Linked DNA regions of Homo sapiens: region 2 is linked to region 1. Evidence: chromatin loops called from intact Hi-C (ENCODE). Cell type or tissue: endothelial cell of umbilical vein. All regions are shown on one strand. Each heading gives the region's core, and the rest is flanking DNA. Links, peaks and the distances in the headings are about the cores only. Region 1 overlaps LOC101928866 (a long non-coding RNA gene). Region 2 overlaps RASAL2 (RAS protein activator like 2).

Region 1 (8,406 bases), core at 96-8,095:
ACCTCATTCCTGGCCTGGTGAGCTTCCCAATACCCCAGCTCCCCAAAATCCTAACTCCTCTGAATCCTAGCTCCCCTGAATCCTAGCTCCCCTGAATCCTAGCTCCTCTGAATCCTAGCTCCCCGGAATCCTAGCTCCCCTGAATCCTAACTCCCCTGAATCCTAGCTCCTCTGAATCCTAGCTCCTCTGAATCCTAGCTCCCCAAAATCCTAGCTCCTCTGAATCCTAGCTCCCCTGAATCCTAGCTCCTCTGAATCCTAGCTCCCCTGAATCCTAGCTCCCCTAAATCCTAGCTCCTCTGAATCCTAGCTCCTCTGAATCCTAGCTCCCCTGAATCCTAGCTCCCCTAAATCCTAGCTCCTCTGAATCCTAGCTCCTCTGAATCCTAGCTCCCCTGAATCCTAGCTCCCCTAAATCCTAGCTCCTCTGAATCCTAGCTCCTCTGAATCCTAGCTCCTCTGAATCCTAGCTTCTCTGAATCCACTGCAGGAGCCAGGCAGGGCCACTGAATGCCAGGCTTTGCCAGTCCCATTGCCTGCCTGAGCCTCTGAAGACGGCACACCCCCTCCGCTCATCATGGGGAGCTCCTGTCCATGCTGGGCCCTGGGGGGGCAGTGTGCCCCTGTCATATCAAATGGCTCTTTCTTCTAGCAGAGACCATGCTCACCTGTCCCAGCAGGCATGCTGCATACCAAATCAGCCCTCTGTCTGCTCCACTGGCCCAAGAGCACCTTTGCCTGGCCTTGTCACTGCACACAGCAGTTTGGACTGGACGGAAATCTACACATCCTCTAAGACTGTTGAACAACAAGGTGTTCTCTGAGCTGTGTGTGTCAGACTGACATTTCACCACATGGGGGTCTGGGCAGCTAACATATTCTTGTTTTTGGAGGTCCTATCATTCCTGCCTCAGGAAATGATGGGCTATTCATAAACGCAGCAGCCCTTGGGTTCTGAGTATTGTCTCCTTCAGCTGTCAGTGCTCAGAGAATAAGAAAAATGGGAGCCGGCCGGGCACAGTGGGTCACACTTGTAATCCCAGCACTTTGGGAGGCCGAGGCGGGTGGATCACCTGAGGTCAGGAGTTTGAGACCAGCCTGGCCAACATGGCAAAACCCCATCTCTACTAAAAATACAAAAATTAGCTGGGCATGGAGGCATGCACCTGTAATCCAGCTACTCAGGAGGCTGAGGCAGGAGAATTGCTTGAATCCAGGAGGCGGAGGTTGCAGTAAGCTGAGATTGCACCACTACACTCCAGCCTTGGCAACAGAGTGAGACTCTGTCTCAAAAACAAAAAAACAAACAAAAAAAGAAAATGGGAGCCACAGAAGTCCACAGGAAGGACACTGTGAAGTGCTGGCCTGGTGTCCATGAGACTCCTCTCACTGATGCAATAACCTTACCTGGCCTTCATCCTGCTGTTCCTCTGGACGTCCCACCCTTCCTCCCTCTTGACCCGTCACTTCATCTCCTGAGCAGAGCACATCTCCTCCCTCAGCTGTGGCGCTTACGGCCCAGCCTCAGGGTAGCTGACCACTGGGTGGACTGCAGGACCTTCCTCTCTTGACCTTCCTTCTCAGGCAGTTCCAGCAGGAGCTCTGGGGCTCTCAGGCCCCTCCACTCAGATCCTGTCCCCTGGCTGTTGGGATGCCAGCTCCTCCCTTCCTCCCTTTGTCCCTGTTGGAGACCTGCAGTTCACCCAGCCCCATGGCTCCTGATACCAAGGCAAAGTCTCCCAGAAGGACATTTCTCTCTCTTGGCTCAGTGATAGGAATGGGAATGGGCACATTCTAAAGCCCCCACCTCCTCCTGCTCTCATTCGTGGTGTTTCCTCCCCTGGCACCTGGCTAATATAAGGGTATTTGTCTAAACCCCACGCCCCCACCAGCCCCTTTTTCCAGGATGGAATATCCCGTTTTTCAGATTCCCTTGAGCAGTCCTCAGCCACAGCTGCACCTGCCACAGCCCCTCCTGAGCTCACTCTCAGACATCCTCTCAAGAGTGCAAACCCCAGCTCCATGTATGGCCCCTCCTGGGGAAGCCCCTGGCCCCGCCTCTGCAGCCTCCTGCTGCTCCTCAACCCGTTTCCACAGCTTGGTTCATGCCAAATGGGAGAGCAGCTTAGGGGCCGGGGACACATGGCACCATTTCCTCATGGAAGGGTGGATGGCTCAGGCTTAAAGAGATGTTGATCTGTCCCATTGCTAAAGGGCAACTGATGAGGAGCTTGGGGCCTGCATCCTCTGTTTCAATGTGTTTCAGTGGCCCTGCCAGTCTTCTTCCTTGTGGGTCCTTAGAGTCAATGGTTTGCCTGCTGGGATACAGGGAACCACTGTCACAAACCAGGTAGTGGCTTGAGCAAGCATTTTTTTTGTGTGTGTGCGTGCCTGTGTGTGTGTATGTGCGTGTTTCTTGGAGACGGAGTCTCGCTCTGTCGCCCAGGTGGAGTGTGGTGACATGATTTCAGCTCACTGCAGCCTCTGCCTCCTGGGTTCAAGCAATTCTCCTGCCCCAGCCTCCCGACTAGCTGGGACTACAGGTGTACGCCGCTATGCCTGGCTAGTTTTTTGTATTTTAGTAGAGACGGGGTTTCACCGTGTTGCCTAGGCTGGTCTCGAACTCCTGAGCTCAGGCAATCTGCCTACCTCGGCCTCCCAAAGTGCTGAGATTACAGGCGTGAGCCACCACACCCGGCCTTGTGTGTGTTTATTTAGCCCACATGACTACCCTAAGAAATAAACACTGCTGCTATTCCCATTTTGCAGGTGAGGAAACTGTTTAACTCAGAAGTTAACTTTTCTGAAGTCACAGCTAAATGGGGGAGCCATGGCTACACAGCCAGCACATTTGACCTGCACCCCAGACTCTTCCCCGAGGGGCATACACCCTCCACCTTCCTTGCTTGGGGAGTAGAGGGGTGGACTGTGTTGACCACTGCACCCCGTGACAGCATTTCCCACTTGACATTTGTAAAATTGTGGTTTAAAAAAATGAGTAAATAGACATGATCCCTGCTTTCCCAGGCCATGCCCCGATGCAGGAGGGTCATCTGCATAGTGTGGATGGAGGGACTCCATCCTTTCCCCCGATAACTCAGTTGGCCTGAGGCGGGTCCTGGAATAGCAGCCTTGGGAAATGAGCCTGGGCTGTAATATCACACAGCCCTGCTCTAAACTCCAGGTCCTTGCCATACCAGTTACATGGCCTTGGGCAGGTTTCTTAACCTCTCTGAACTTGTTTCCTCATTTGTAAAATCGGATATTATACAGTACCTACCTCATAGGGTTTTAACATTTTATTTCTAAGAATTAAATAAGGCAAAGCATGCGAAGGGTGTGACACATGCTCCTTGTGAACCCTAAGTGCCCCCAAAGGCCTCTAGTTCTTGGGGACGATACCCTCCAGTCCTTACTCCTGTCCCAGGATCTCGCAGGGTAGGATGCTCCACTTAGCAGAGACACCAGTGCTTCCCTTTTTTAATGGCTCCACTCCCACCCCCAGGGCTCTGGACCCAGTTCAGAAGTATGTTGGGGTGGGAGTTGGGGGGTGGAGGAGGCTTTAGGGACAGGTGCTCCTGTGGCGGTCCCTGCACTGTCCCTGAAGCCAGCTTTTTCAGAGGCACCCATCACATGTGGTGTGTACCCAACCCACTCCCTCCTTCCCCCTTCCATGAATACTTGAAATAAATAAAATATTAAGAGGAAATTAATCATGTATCTAACCAAGCTATTGGTATGAAATACTTGCTGAAGAAAATTATATGAAGCAGAACAGAAAAGACCAAAACAGTTATATAAAACAAAAGGAATTTAGTAATTTGAAAGGTAAGAGGATCAAAATCAGAGATAATATACATATTAGGTTAATGGGAAGAAAAATAGTCAAATTAGGTACCTAGTATTAACTCAATATTTAGTTGTAAAGGAATCAAGTAGAATTGTTTCTATTTAAGACTAGCTATTAAAGCAGCACTTAAACAGGGGGAAGGGGGTGGAATAAATGAAAGATACAAGCAGCAGTAGCTTAGAATGCAAGGGTTCACCCTTCCTCTCCCCCACCAGCAAAAAGGGCTCTTCAGGTTGAAGGAAGCCGGTCTGGCTGCCCAGTACTGAGTGTTTGCCCCTAGGGGGCGCCCAAGAACAGAGGCTCTCGCCAAGGGATCCAAGTGTTCCAGAAGTACCCCAGTGACCTGCCCCAGCTGCTCCCCTGCTTTCCCTGCCTGCATAGGGATTTAGAGCAGAACTTTTCCCTTGGGCAGAAATGGCCCCACGAGGCACAGGCGACTTCACAGGTCATGTCCAAACCCACACAATCATCAGCAGGAAATCATTTTTATCCAACCACTCATTCAGTCAACATATACCGACTGCCCCTCCTTGCCAGGCATGGCAACCCACACTTATAACAGAGGATGTGGAAACAGATTTAGGTTACAAGCCGAATAAACAGTTCAGAGCAGGGAGCAGGAATAAAGGGAACAAGCTCCTCACCGCAGACACCCTACCTTTCAGGGTGGGCAGGTGTTCCTAAGAGCTGCCCCTCCATCCAATGGGACATGGCCTGTGGCTCTCCAGTGTCCACAAAATGAACAAAGTGCAGCCGAGCTTGAGGTCCTGCGGTCCTTGAGGATGATCTGAACCCACGCAGCTGATGGAGCCTTCGGAGGACACAGGTGCTGTCCCCGTACTGCCCTCAGAGCACAGCCCTGGTCTCCAGTTCACAGCGCCTCCCACAGGGAGAGGAGAAAACCTTCCTTTCTCTGAAGAAATGGAAGGAAGTCTAGCTGAGCCTCTTCTATGGGTCTGGGATGAGGTTGAGTGCTTTATAGACACGAGGCAGGATAAGCTTGTTAGGTAGTAATTTGTGTTTTTTTCCCAGAGCCCTAGGCGGGAGTAGGACCTCAGAGAGGAGCAGCCATGTGGGGGTCCCAGATTCTCAGAACATCCTCCGTCACTGGGGTGGCTCATCCATGGCAGAGCTGGCTGACCTCAAGTCACCCTAAGGACTGGAAACGGGTGTCTCAGTGGTGAGCAGTGCAGACAGGCCCAAGGCAAGACCCAGTCTCTTGTTCTTTCTCTACAGCCTGTGAGTATGTGTGCAAGAGAGTGTGTGTTGGGGGAACAGCCCTGAAAAAAGAGGGGCTCTAATTTCTTCCTTGCTTGGCAGGGTGAGCGCTCAGAGTGAAAGCTAAGTTGCTTTACTGGTTATCAAGGCAGCAGAATAACTGGGATTATCATACATTGGGGTAGGAGTAGAAAATGAGACACCCACTCTAGAAAAGAAAGTGTTTCCTGCACACTGGAATTTGTAAAGTGCATCATATTCATGACAAGGAATCCTCATGATACCGTAATGCCATTGTCAAATAGCTATGTTGACTCTCATCTTGTAGATGAAGAATCAAGGCTCAGAGAAAATCTCTCAAGCTGGCCGCAGGGCTGTTTCCACTGTGCCTGCTCCGATGGTTGGCAGGGGTACTGCGGCCACGGCACACAACTTTAGCAAAAGCACTGTGGGAAACGCAGCTCCCACATTGGGAATGCAGATCTGGTGGTTCTGGGAGAAAAGGTGTGGATTGTAGGAAAGTGAAAGTTGTCTGTCTATAAAGAAGGGTTCTTTAAGCCTGGGTAAAAATGGCATTCCCGTGTTCGGGGATAGGAAAAGAGTGGCTGGGAGTTTCCCTGAACCATTTGGCTTCCTGTAGCTCATGCAAACCAAGTGTTTGTTCCTGGGCCACTTAGGAAGCCTGCTCCTCCCTCACTCTTGGTTCCTTTGACCCTTGCCTAGATTTCCTGGCACAGCCACCAATGTAACTCACACACTGGGTGCCAAGGCTGTCCTCCCCCGCCTTCACCATCGGCCCTCTGTGTCTTGTTCAAGCCATCTCCTTCATTCATGTATTTAAGGTCTCTATGTACCAGGCAGAGCACTGCGTAGAAGCTGCAATCTAAAGAGAATAATAATAGCAAATGCTACTGTATTAGTCAGGGTTCTCTAGAGGGACAGAACTAACAGGATAGATGTATATATAAAGGGGAGTTTATTTTATTTATTTATTTATTTATTTATTTTCGAGACGGAGTCTTGCTCTGACCCCCAGGCTGGAGTGCAGAGGCGCGATATCGGCTCACTGCAAGCTCCGCCTCCCAGGTTCACGCCATTCTCCTGCCTCAGCCTCCTGAGTAGCTGGAACTACAGGCGCCCACCACCACACCCGGCTAATTTTTTGTATTTTTAGTAGAGACGGGGTTTCACTGTGTTAGCCAGGATGGTCTCGATCTCCTGACCCTGTGATCCGCCCATCTCGGCCTCCCAAAGTGCTGGGATTACAGGCGTGAGCCACCACGCCCGGCATAAAGGGGAGTTTATTACGGAGTATGGACTCACATGATCACAAGGTGAGGTCCAACAATAGGCCATCTGCAAGCTGAGGAAAAAGGAGGCCAGTCCAAATCCCAAAGCTGAAGAACTCGGAGTCCGATGTTCAAGGGCAGGAAGCATCGAGCACGGGAGAACGATGTATGTTGAGGCCAAGCCAGTCTAGTTTTTCCGTGTTCTTCTGCCTGCTTTTATTCTGGCCGCGATGGCAGCTGATTAGATTCTGCCTACCCAGATTGAGGGTGTGTCTTGCCTTTCCCAGTTCAGCTGACTCAAATGTTAATCTCCTCTGGCAACACCCTCACAGACACACCCAGGATCAATACTTTGTATCCTTCAATCCAATCAAGTCGACACTCGATATTAACCATCACAGCTACTAATGATAAACATAATGCTTGCCATTTATTGAAAGGTTTTGTTGGGCTTGTGAGAAGCGAGTGCTTTGTGACTTTGGCACAGTCCGTGCTCTCAAGGAGCTCACAGTCAGGAAGGCACGTGGAATTTCAGCCTGGAGTTCCAAGTGCTGCCCTCAGGGAGTGCTGGGCCTGAGCTGGGGTGAGGCTGCAGGGCCCTTCCTGGAAAGACTTGAGGGAGACGACTGGGGGAGTGGCCAAATGAAAAGGTGGCTGGCAGGGCAGCATCTTCCAGGTCAGGATTGTCAGGTTCTCTTCTGTCCCCAGAGAGTGGTCCTGGGAGGCCCTGACACAAGCAGGACCTGCTTCTGGGAGGAAGTTATCCGAGGCCATTGCTGCACGAGAGAATACTGTGGCAGGACATTTTTGTGGCTGCATTAACAAATTTTCCCCTCTTTCTCTTTTGCCCATTCAGAGGGGCCGTTTGCCCTTCCATCAGGGAAGGGTGAGAAGGGGTAGGGGGTAGGAAAAAAGAGAGCCTTCCAGACTGTGTTCCTGAAAGTCTTCGCCCTTAGGCCAACAGAGAGGGCTCTGGGCCTAAACAGCATGTTTGATGTTGTGTAGAGAGAGAGAGAACACAAGCAAGCTGTTTTTGGTTCCCCAGAGAAAGTGCCTTGGCCTCCAGTCCTGCACTTTATTTTTGTTTTACTTGTTTATTTATTTATTTTAGAGACAGGGTCTCGCCCTGTCTCCCAGGCTGGAGTACAGTGGTACAATCACAACTCACTGCAGCCTTAACCTCCCATGCTCAAGCAATCCTCCTGTCTCAGCCTACTGAGTAGCTGGGACTACAGACATGCACCACCAAGCCTGGCTAATTTATAATTTTTGTAGAGATGGAGTCTCACTATGTTGCCTAGGCTGGTCTCAAATTCCTGGGCACAAACAACCCTCCTGCCTCGGTTTCTCAAAGTCCTGGGGCTATAGGTGCATGCCACTGTGCCCAGCCCAGTCCTGTGCTTAATTTTGGAGTCAGAGCCTAGACTGGGCCTGGGGGTCTCTGACCGTGCGGAAGCAGAACTTGTCGGGGCCATCACCTCCCAACCTCATGCTTTTCAGTGTATTCACTGAAAAGCTTTTAGTATTCAACCTAAGCTTGAATACTGTCTCACCTCTGCCTGCGGTGTAGTCCTGAGCATGCTGTTTCACTTCTCTGAGCCACAGTTTCTCCCCTGTGAGCCAGTGAAAATGACAGCCCTCTCCCTCACGTCATGTGGTTGCTGTGAGGAGGGGTAGGGGGTGAGTCTAGCAAAGCCTGCCTGGTCCACAATTTCCAGCTCCTTCTCCCTCCTCACCCGCTTCTTCCCCATCCTTCCTTTCTGCCCCTTGCTCCTCTGACCCTGAGGACCCAAGGGGTCTAGCCTCACCCTGCCCTCTGCTACCCTACTCTCTTTCTCCCCCAGCAGCCAGCCCCAAGGATGGGTTCCTTCCCTCCCCGATCTGCTTATTAATTACCAGATCCATGTTGCCTTCCTCCTAAGTTGCAGGAGGACCTCTGAAGATGCTCTGAAAAATCAACTTGCAAAAGGCAGATTAATTGGAGGAAAGGCATACACATTTATTTAACATGTGTATGTGTCCCCGGGAGCCTTCAGAATGAAGACCCAA
Region 2 (8,406 bases), core at 274-8,273, 130 kb after region 1:
AAATAGCTAACTCTGCAAGACTGGGTGTGATAAATGGCATAAGATTAATACAGTAGCTGTTATCTCCCCATCTTCCCTACATTCCATTGCTAAATCTCGGCATGTATATTTGGTTCCTGTATGAGTTTTTTCTTTCTCCCTTCAAAAGGTTAATCCTATGCTTTTAATTCTACTCTCACCTCCAAACCCATAAAATGTTTTGTTTTCTTAGTCTTTATTCTTGTAGGTTCAAGATCTTGCTCTCTCCTCCACTTAAAAATATGTACAAGTCTTCTCAATCTAGTTTTTAACAGGGTACATGTTTCTGTCAGTCACAGATTTCTTCAGGCAAAAGGCTTAACCTGTGGTTTCCACTATCTCACCTCCTACTGTCATTCTCAGTATTATAAAATCTGACTTCTCCCTCTTCAACTTTACTCAAATAGCATTAACACTTTCACAGGTTATCAACAGTCTCTTACATTGTCAAGCCTAGTGGTTTTTTTCTGACTTCTCTTTGGCTTTTGTAGCCACTGACACTACTGACCACATTGTTAACCTTTTCTACCTTAGCACCTGTAATACCACACCATCCTGGCTTTCCTCCCACATTTACGGTCATTCGCTCTGTGTCTCCTCTTTGTCTCCACCCACCCCCAAATGTTGATATTCTTCAAGTTTCAGCTGCTGCCCTCTCTTTTTTCTTGACAAGCTCTTGATAGCAGATGACCTACAGATGCTTAGAATATCAACAATCTTTCTTCTCTAGATGAACAGCTCCCACCTGTGACTTCATTTCCAATTACCAAAACTGTTTTTTCTGTCTGGATGTGGATTAGTCTTCTAAAAGTGAAAATACCTAAACAGAACTCCCATCTTCCTAAAAAATTGGCTCCCTTTCTCAATTTATTTCTGTTAATAGTACCACCATTCTTCCAAGTTCAAAAATTATCTTTGATTCATTTTGTTCCCCATTCCTCTAATATGTCACCAATTCTGCTGATACATTCTTTGTAATCTCTCCATCTATTTTAATCTGTTATTCACCTGAGCTACACAAACATTCATCTGCACAAGGAGTATTCCACGTGCTGAAAAGACAGAGGATTAAGCCCTCCTTGTGGAGGCATTCACAGTCTGGTTTTAATACACAAACCAACAATTATAATACACAGGGATAAAAAAAGTAGAGGCACTTATTGCATACCTGTACTACTGCAATAGCTTTCAAACTGATTTAACTGCTTCTAGCCTCTTCCCCTTTAGTATCACTTTCAGATGTCTTTCTAAAAAACTATTTTGATCATATCTTCTTCTTGCTCAAGGGTCTTTCATTCTTCTCTATGGCTTTCAGGATAAAATTGTCACTAGTCCTACATAGTGAGCTTCCAAATACCCTTCAAATGTTATCTCTCATTACTTCTTTACATGAATTCTGCGTTCTTTTCAAGACAGTTTGCTCACCGGATGTGAAATTATTTAATGTTCCTCAGGACACTGCTTTCATACAGAAAACCCTACCATTTCCATAAAAAATCTTTTAGGATTCAGATTAAACCCTATCTCTGTAAGATAATTTTCAATGTTTTTAAATGTCTCTTCTTCAAACTCCCAAAGCAATTTTTACCTGGATAATTTTACAATTAGGAACTGCCTTATTTTCATTTTCTCCACTGTCGTCTGAATTACCATTTAATTTTTCTCATTTAACTTGTGCGTAGTTCATGTTTTCTCCCTAGCCAAACACTATGCCTCTCACAAGCAGCTTTTTCTTATACTTCTCTGTATCCAGCCACAGCATCTAGCAGTGTCTAGAACATTGCATTTATTTATAAGAAAGTTTTGAAACAAGGGCAGAGTTTTAAAAAGCTGAATTTAGAAAGCTGAGTTTGAACACTGCTGACAGAAGAAACAAGGTAGGAAAGGGCAATATTTGTTCCAAGACAGGAAGTAAATCAATTTGGTTGGAAGGGAGGCTTGGGGATTTTCTCCTCTAAAATGAATAATAGAATGTCAGGTGTGAAAGGCCAAATTAAGTTTCACAGTAAGGTGTTTTAAATTTATCTGGTAGGTGATGAAGAAACCATGGAAGGTTTTTTAACAGATTAATAACAGTGCACAGTTGTATGAAGTTTCATCAAACTAGCAGTGAGCTACGTTATTGGGAAGGCCTGAACATCAGTTAGGTGGTTACTGTACAGAAGTAAGTAGTAGATCCTAACCAGCACAAAGTACTTTTCTTGCATCCCCCCTTCTGGAGGGAAATCTGCCTTAAAATTCCTTAGGCAAAGAAAGCATAATTTGATAGCTACCAAAAGACACAGTGTTTCTTGGTTCTACTCATCCTAGATTCACCATAAAGTAGATTTAGTTTTCTTGTTTTTCTCTTGGCATCTTCATTGGGAAAAGCATGTTGTCACTAATGGTAATTACATTAGCAAATGACTCAACACAAGGGTTTTACTTAATCCTCGAACTATCACAAGCTACATCTCAGATAGTTTTGTTCCTCATTCCTGTGGAGGAGCTCAGTAAAATTCCTGTTTATCCACAGATGGAGGTGTTTGCTGCCTATGGTCAGGAGAGAGCTTCAATCCTAAAAATAAGATTTGCTGACTTTCACAGCTTAGCACTGCCACAGCAGAGCATGGGATACATTGCTGTCTATTCACTCAGCAACTAAACTTATTGTAGCCCTTGAGCAGAATCAGGACTCTAACTTACCTGTTTTTATCTATAATCTGAAGCTTCCATTGGGTGGATAATCGGGAATTGACTACCCAGAAGTCAACATCATAATTTATGGAAATTTGCGTTTTTTTCTTCTAAGCAAGTTCTAACATTCTTTGTCTTTATTACCTCCATTTATCCATCTGTGGATAAATAGGAATTTACTAACTCCCTTAATCAGAGGACAGGAGCAGGGATGGGTGGGGGCACTACTATAGCACTTTTTATTTACTCATCTTTGTTAACCAAATTCATTTCAGGTATAGTAGGATAATGCCTTCCCCACAAAAACAGGAGATAAATAAATTTATCTTTAGGCTAGATAATTAGAATTCATAAAGGTATGCCAGAGCACAGAAAATATGTTTAATGATAACTCTGCCTTCCTTTCCCATGATGTAGTAGAGTCTAAGTGATTGGTTTTACTTAGGGATATCTGTATTTGTTTCTTCACTGATGTTTCTCTATGTGTATGTATGCATGTGTCAGGGGAGGGGAATGGGAAGCAAGTAGAATGAGATAGGCTTCAGAGAAACGAAGGCTTAAGAGGTATACATATTTCTTAAAGTCATCCAAATGCCGAAGATAAATAAGGCCATGGTAAATTAAGAGTCGGGTTAGTATCTAAATATATGTACCTAGGAAGACCTGATTAGGATGACCCTTTACATCTAAACTGCAAAAAAAAAAAAAAAGGAAAGAAACAGAATGCTAAGATTGACAACAGAATTGAAAGATAAACTTATGCTAACTATAAGAAAGATTTTCAAATAATAGTAGAGATAACTTTTGGACTGGCAGAAGACTATCCATAGGTCATACATAATATTCATGAGGAATAAATTAGAAAATTAGAAGATCAACTGAATTTTGTCCATTTATAATAAAGGCATACTTATATCTAGGAAAATAGAAGATAAATCAAATTTATAAGAAAGATAAATTTGAAGGCTATAATTAATCTAGGGAAAGTATTCACAAATAGGTTTTTAAATGAGTATCAAGCTCTTCTATCACATTTAAGATATGACTGGATTTACAACCTAACTTTCCTAATAATTTGTTTATTATATCAATAACCACAAGATAAACAATTGCTTTACTTAGAAATTTATTAGAAAGCATTCAAAAATGCAAAATTAAAGCAATGGGAGGTCCATGTGTCCTATTTTATGTAGTCAGTAGAAATCATATATAAGCATTACAAATATTTCACACCTTGCATAAAAGCTACTTCTCGATTTGTACATTGGCTTTTCATGCACACAAAGCCTACTCCCACTCTCACACAGCACACCTCACCATCACTGTATTGAGAGTAAAGTAAAACAATAATATTATTTTGGTTGGCAGAAGTTGTCTAAATACCATGAACAGCTGGCCAGATGACATGGTAAGCCTTGAATGGAGCTAGCACTCTTTGTTAAGGCAAAGCAATCTCTCTCTTATTTCTCATAGCTAGTGTTGGTGGCATTATTTCTACAGACAAACAAAATTTGAAAAGCAAACGACTTAAACATATTCCCTTAATTCCTCTTCTCCTTTTAAAAATACAAAAGTGGATTTAGAGAATTTGGGGTCCTATTCCCAAAAGTAAGAAAAGTTCAGACAATAAAGGGTTAAAAGAACAAGCAAGCCCTACCGTACCCAGAAATGACAGAAGGCTCTTCTCTTCTTCGGTGCTACTATCCAACCACTCCGCCACATCACCGGGGGAAAGGAGACTCATTCTCCAGCCAGAAAACTTTTCCATACAGAGCACAATTACTGAATGATGAAGTGAGAAAAAAAGGATACAGAGACTAAATTCTTGGGGGTCCAACACTTAAATTGCTGGCTAGGCAGTAATGATGAAAGAGAAAATGTGATCCTCCCTCCACTCTGAATTCTGTCTCTGTGACATCAATCTAATACAACCAGGGGGAGGGGGAAAGAAATAGGGTTAAAAGAGGGTGGTATAAGAGAAGAGAAGGGAGATTTGTCCTTCTGTCTCTTGGTGTTATGCTTTAGTCTGAAAGAAAAAGCCAGGATAACACTGAATAATGAAGTGTGTTTAATGACAGGAAAAATCATACGAAAATAAAGAATAAAGACACTCAAAGAAAAAGAAACAGGTTCCTACACTGGAAGCAGCTTAGATAACCAGACAGCACAATAGCTAATCAGTTAAGTAAAAAATATCAAACAAAAACAAAGACAAAAGAACAAATTCAGCATTTTGTTTTGTTTTGAGGAGAAAGGTTTTCAAATTTCCTTTCAGTCCTCCGCAAGAACTGCAGCCCCCTTCCCCTTCCTGCTTTAGCTATTTCAACAGCCCCCTTTACGAAGATTTCCTGCAAGAAAAGGCAGGTTGATAAATCTGTGAATAGGAAGCTCTCATCCCTCCTTTCTTCTCCTCCTCCTCCATTCCTCCCCCCACCTCGCATGGCGACTGCACTGATCGACAATAATGGAATCTGTAACTGACTGCCAACAGCAACATTAAGGATATTACAAGTCCACTTCATAAGAATTCGAGCTGGTGGTCGGAACTTGGGGGCAATTCTGGGCTTCTAGTCAATAGCTGTCTTTCTTTGCGAGGAAAGAAAGGAAGTGTGTGTGTGTGTGTGTGTGTATTTGTGTGTGTGTGTGTGTGTGTGTGTGTGTGGGAAAGAAGGCTGAAATCTGAAAGAAGAGAAGTAAGCTTGTTGGGCTGAAGGTACAGAGATCAACATAGAGAATGACTGTTCTGCAACATCATCATGAAGGTGTCAGATCCAGATGAATTTTTTACATCGTTTACATTACATATTTTCATGGTTTGACTTAAGATTATTTCACAGGTTTATACCTTATTACCAGGCAGAGAAAAATCAAGCAGAAGAGGTATGTTCACAGAACCATAAATTATTAATATCCTTGTTCTCTGGAGATTGATTAGGCTTGTTACTAGGATAAAACAATATTCTTAATAAAAGATAGAGCTTTTTTTCCCCTGTATTAGCAAAACACTAGCTCTTTTCCTAAGAATCTGGTCTTTGCTTCTATTCTAGTAGTCTGCTTTCAGTGAGAGATTCTCATTGATTAAGAGTTACTACCTCCTTAACATATCCTGAATCTATACCCTTTTCTCCATGCTTACTTCAGTCTTATTTATTTTTAATCTAGACTCTATTTCATTATGACTGTAAGTTCCCTGAGGACATGGACCTTGTTTTATATTAATCTTTGTAATCCTAGTGGCTAGAGCAGTGCTTGGCACTTAGATGGAGCTCATCAAATATTAACTGAAGTTTTAGATGGTAGCTCTAGAAGTTTTAACAGGTTCAACACTGGCAGGAGATGCCAGGCTGAATATTTTAGGACCTCATTTAAAAATTAACCATTTTGACGATTACTTAAAAGTAGTTAAAGTGACAGTACCACACGATTGAGAAAATAAAAATTGTCGAAAAAGGTATTATGAATTCATATGTTTAAATGAGTTTCTATTACTCAAAATAACTACAAAAAATTGAGAAGTAGTACAAAAATAGGTGTAAAAGACATTTTATTAAAATCCACAGGCTATGCATGCTTAATATCTAAGCATGGATTGCTAATTCCTTTGTAATAACTTCATGACACACCAGTATCCCTGGAGCTCTGGGATTGGACATCAGTAGCCTACAGGATTACACTCAAACTTCCTGGTGTGACACGGCTTCTGCTTTTTTCTTGTCAGGGACCCCCAGACTCCTCTCGACTCAGCCATTCTGTATTATTTACCTCACTTCCACGCCTTTACATGTTCCACTGAAAGTGGCAGAAAAAAGTCATTTGTTTTGTTCATTTGTATAGAACAACTAGACAACTGTTTTGTTTTGTTCAACTGCCTAAAACATTATCTGACACACAGTAGAAGCTCAAAGATTTTTGCCGAATGACTTTGGTACCTCTTGTGTGGTATCACTCTACCATATACATCTGACAATATTGAACTGTTCCCTTGAGACTCAGCTCAAATGTCACCTCTCCAGGTCTTCCCTGACATCTTAAAGTAGAACTAATGGCTCTCACGTCCGTACTTTCATTGTTATTACTATTATGTTATTAAAATTACTTGTTTACATAATGTTTTTCTCAACAATATCTCATACCTTTAGAAAACAAAATTTCTGTTCTACTAAGTTTTTAAAAAATTTTAATGCCTAGCATATAGTAGATTTATAACTGTTTACTAGATTATTATTGAAAGTGAGATTATAATTTCATGTATTGCAGATATCTTAATACTAAAGATATCCTGATTTAAGGATTCATACCATTGGTCTTCTTATTTAACAACCAAAATAACTTGGTTAAGGAAAAATTAAATCTCTTATTTATTTTAACAAAGAAAACACTGTATAGTTAGAAAGGTCATCAAAATAATCCAGCCCTATGAATTTGCCTTCTGTATACTGACAGTTAGAAAATGAGGCACCCAGACCAGGTGCTGTGGCTCATGCCTGTAATCCCAGCATTTCGGAGGCTGAGGCAGGCAGATCACTTGAGGTCAGGAGTTCAAGACGAGCCTGGCCAACATGGTGAAACCCTGTTTCTAATAAAAATACAAAAAAACTAGCCAGGCGTGGTGGTGCACGCCTGTAATCCCAGCTACTCGGGAGACTGAGGCAGGAGAATTGCTTGAACCCGGGAGGCAGAGGTTGCAGTAAGCCGAGATCGCGCCACTGCACTCCAGCCTGGGTGCAGAGACCCCATATCTGCACCCTAGTAAGAGTGCAGACCCCACTGCACTCTTTGTATGGGGTACAAGCGAGACCCCATATCAAAAAAAGAAAAAAGAAAATGAGGCACCCAAGAAAAAGTTCTAGATTGAAATTTTGTCATAATATGATGTATAAGGCATTACACTGTTTTCCTCTTTTTATAATCCGAACAAAGCATGAACTAGTCCTTCCTTAAAAATAAAACATTGAAACTTACCTGAAAATGTAAAACTCTATAGTGGGCTGTACATTTTGCTAAAATGTGAGTCAAGAGCATCAAAATACTGTAAATAGGGCTGTCAGAAATAATGCTTGAAGGTTAGGCATGGTGGTTCATGCCTATAATCCCACCATTTTGGGAGGCTGAGGAACCCAGGAGTTTGATAACACCATGGGCAACATAGTGAGACCCCACTTCTACGAAAAATGCAAAAATTAGCCGGATGTGGTGACATGTGCCTGTAGTCTCAGCTACTTGGGAGGCTGAGGCAGGGGGATCGCTTGAGCCCAGGAGTTTGAGGCTGCAGTGAGCTATGACTGTGCCACTGTGCTGCAGTCTAGGTGACGGAGTGAGACCCTGTTTCTAAGGAGAAAAAAAAAAAAGAAAGAAAGAATGTTTGACTATAATTTTCTACATAAAAAACAAAATCCCATACATTTTGGCAGTTTACCATGTCGTCTTATGTGTAGTAAGTACTTACTAATTAACTTTATTCATTATTTACTTAAAAATATAGAAAGTGTCTGGAGAATGCTTGGTGACTTACAGAGTTCCTATTTGAGGGCATATGCATTTCCTGTGTGTATGTGCATGTCTGTATATATGCATATACACATATGCATGTGCTACTTACTGGGCTGACATTTACTGTTTACTAGGCACTTCACTAAGTGCTTTATACACATTAGCTCAGTTAAAATTCTTAAACAACAACCACGTGAGATAAGTATTCTATTCATTTTCAGA

The links. Hi-C counts contacts between places; a loop is a spot of excess contacts. Peaks named below come from ENCODE experiments on the same cell type or tissue, not always from the same donor. Only the 100,000 strongest peaks of a DNase experiment are listed, where the experiment ranks them.
Region 2: a loop joins it to region 1, with 2.1 times the contacts of the local background. A loop is called at or near these places in 2 of 110 quality-filtered maps.

What each region holds. Positions count from the first base shown.
Region 1 is chr1:178,497,651-178,506,056 of GRCh38, reverse strand. It overlaps LOC101928866 (a long non-coding RNA gene), which reads left to right. Exons shown (of 6, transcript XR_001738307.2): 6 at 4,516-4,599. It also overlaps a transcript of CLEC20A not described here. Among named protein-coding and RNA genes, the nearest start is that of CLEC20A, 4.9 kb to the right of the region's middle. RefSeq lists a silencer at 3,966-4,410. In endothelial cell of umbilical vein, for the core only: CTCF peaks have their summits at 4,117 (motif pointing right) and 5,462; a DNase peak (open chromatin) is centred at 4,136.
Region 2 is chr1:178,368,273-178,376,678 of GRCh38, reverse strand. The region is part of intron 3 of RASAL2 (RAS protein activator like 2); the gene reads right to left. Among named protein-coding and RNA genes, the nearest start is that of CLEC20A, 120 kb to the left of the region's middle. In endothelial cell of umbilical vein, for the core only: no CTCF peak of the experiment used is centred there; a DNase peak (open chromatin) is centred at 5,168; H3K4me3 peaks cover 534 bases.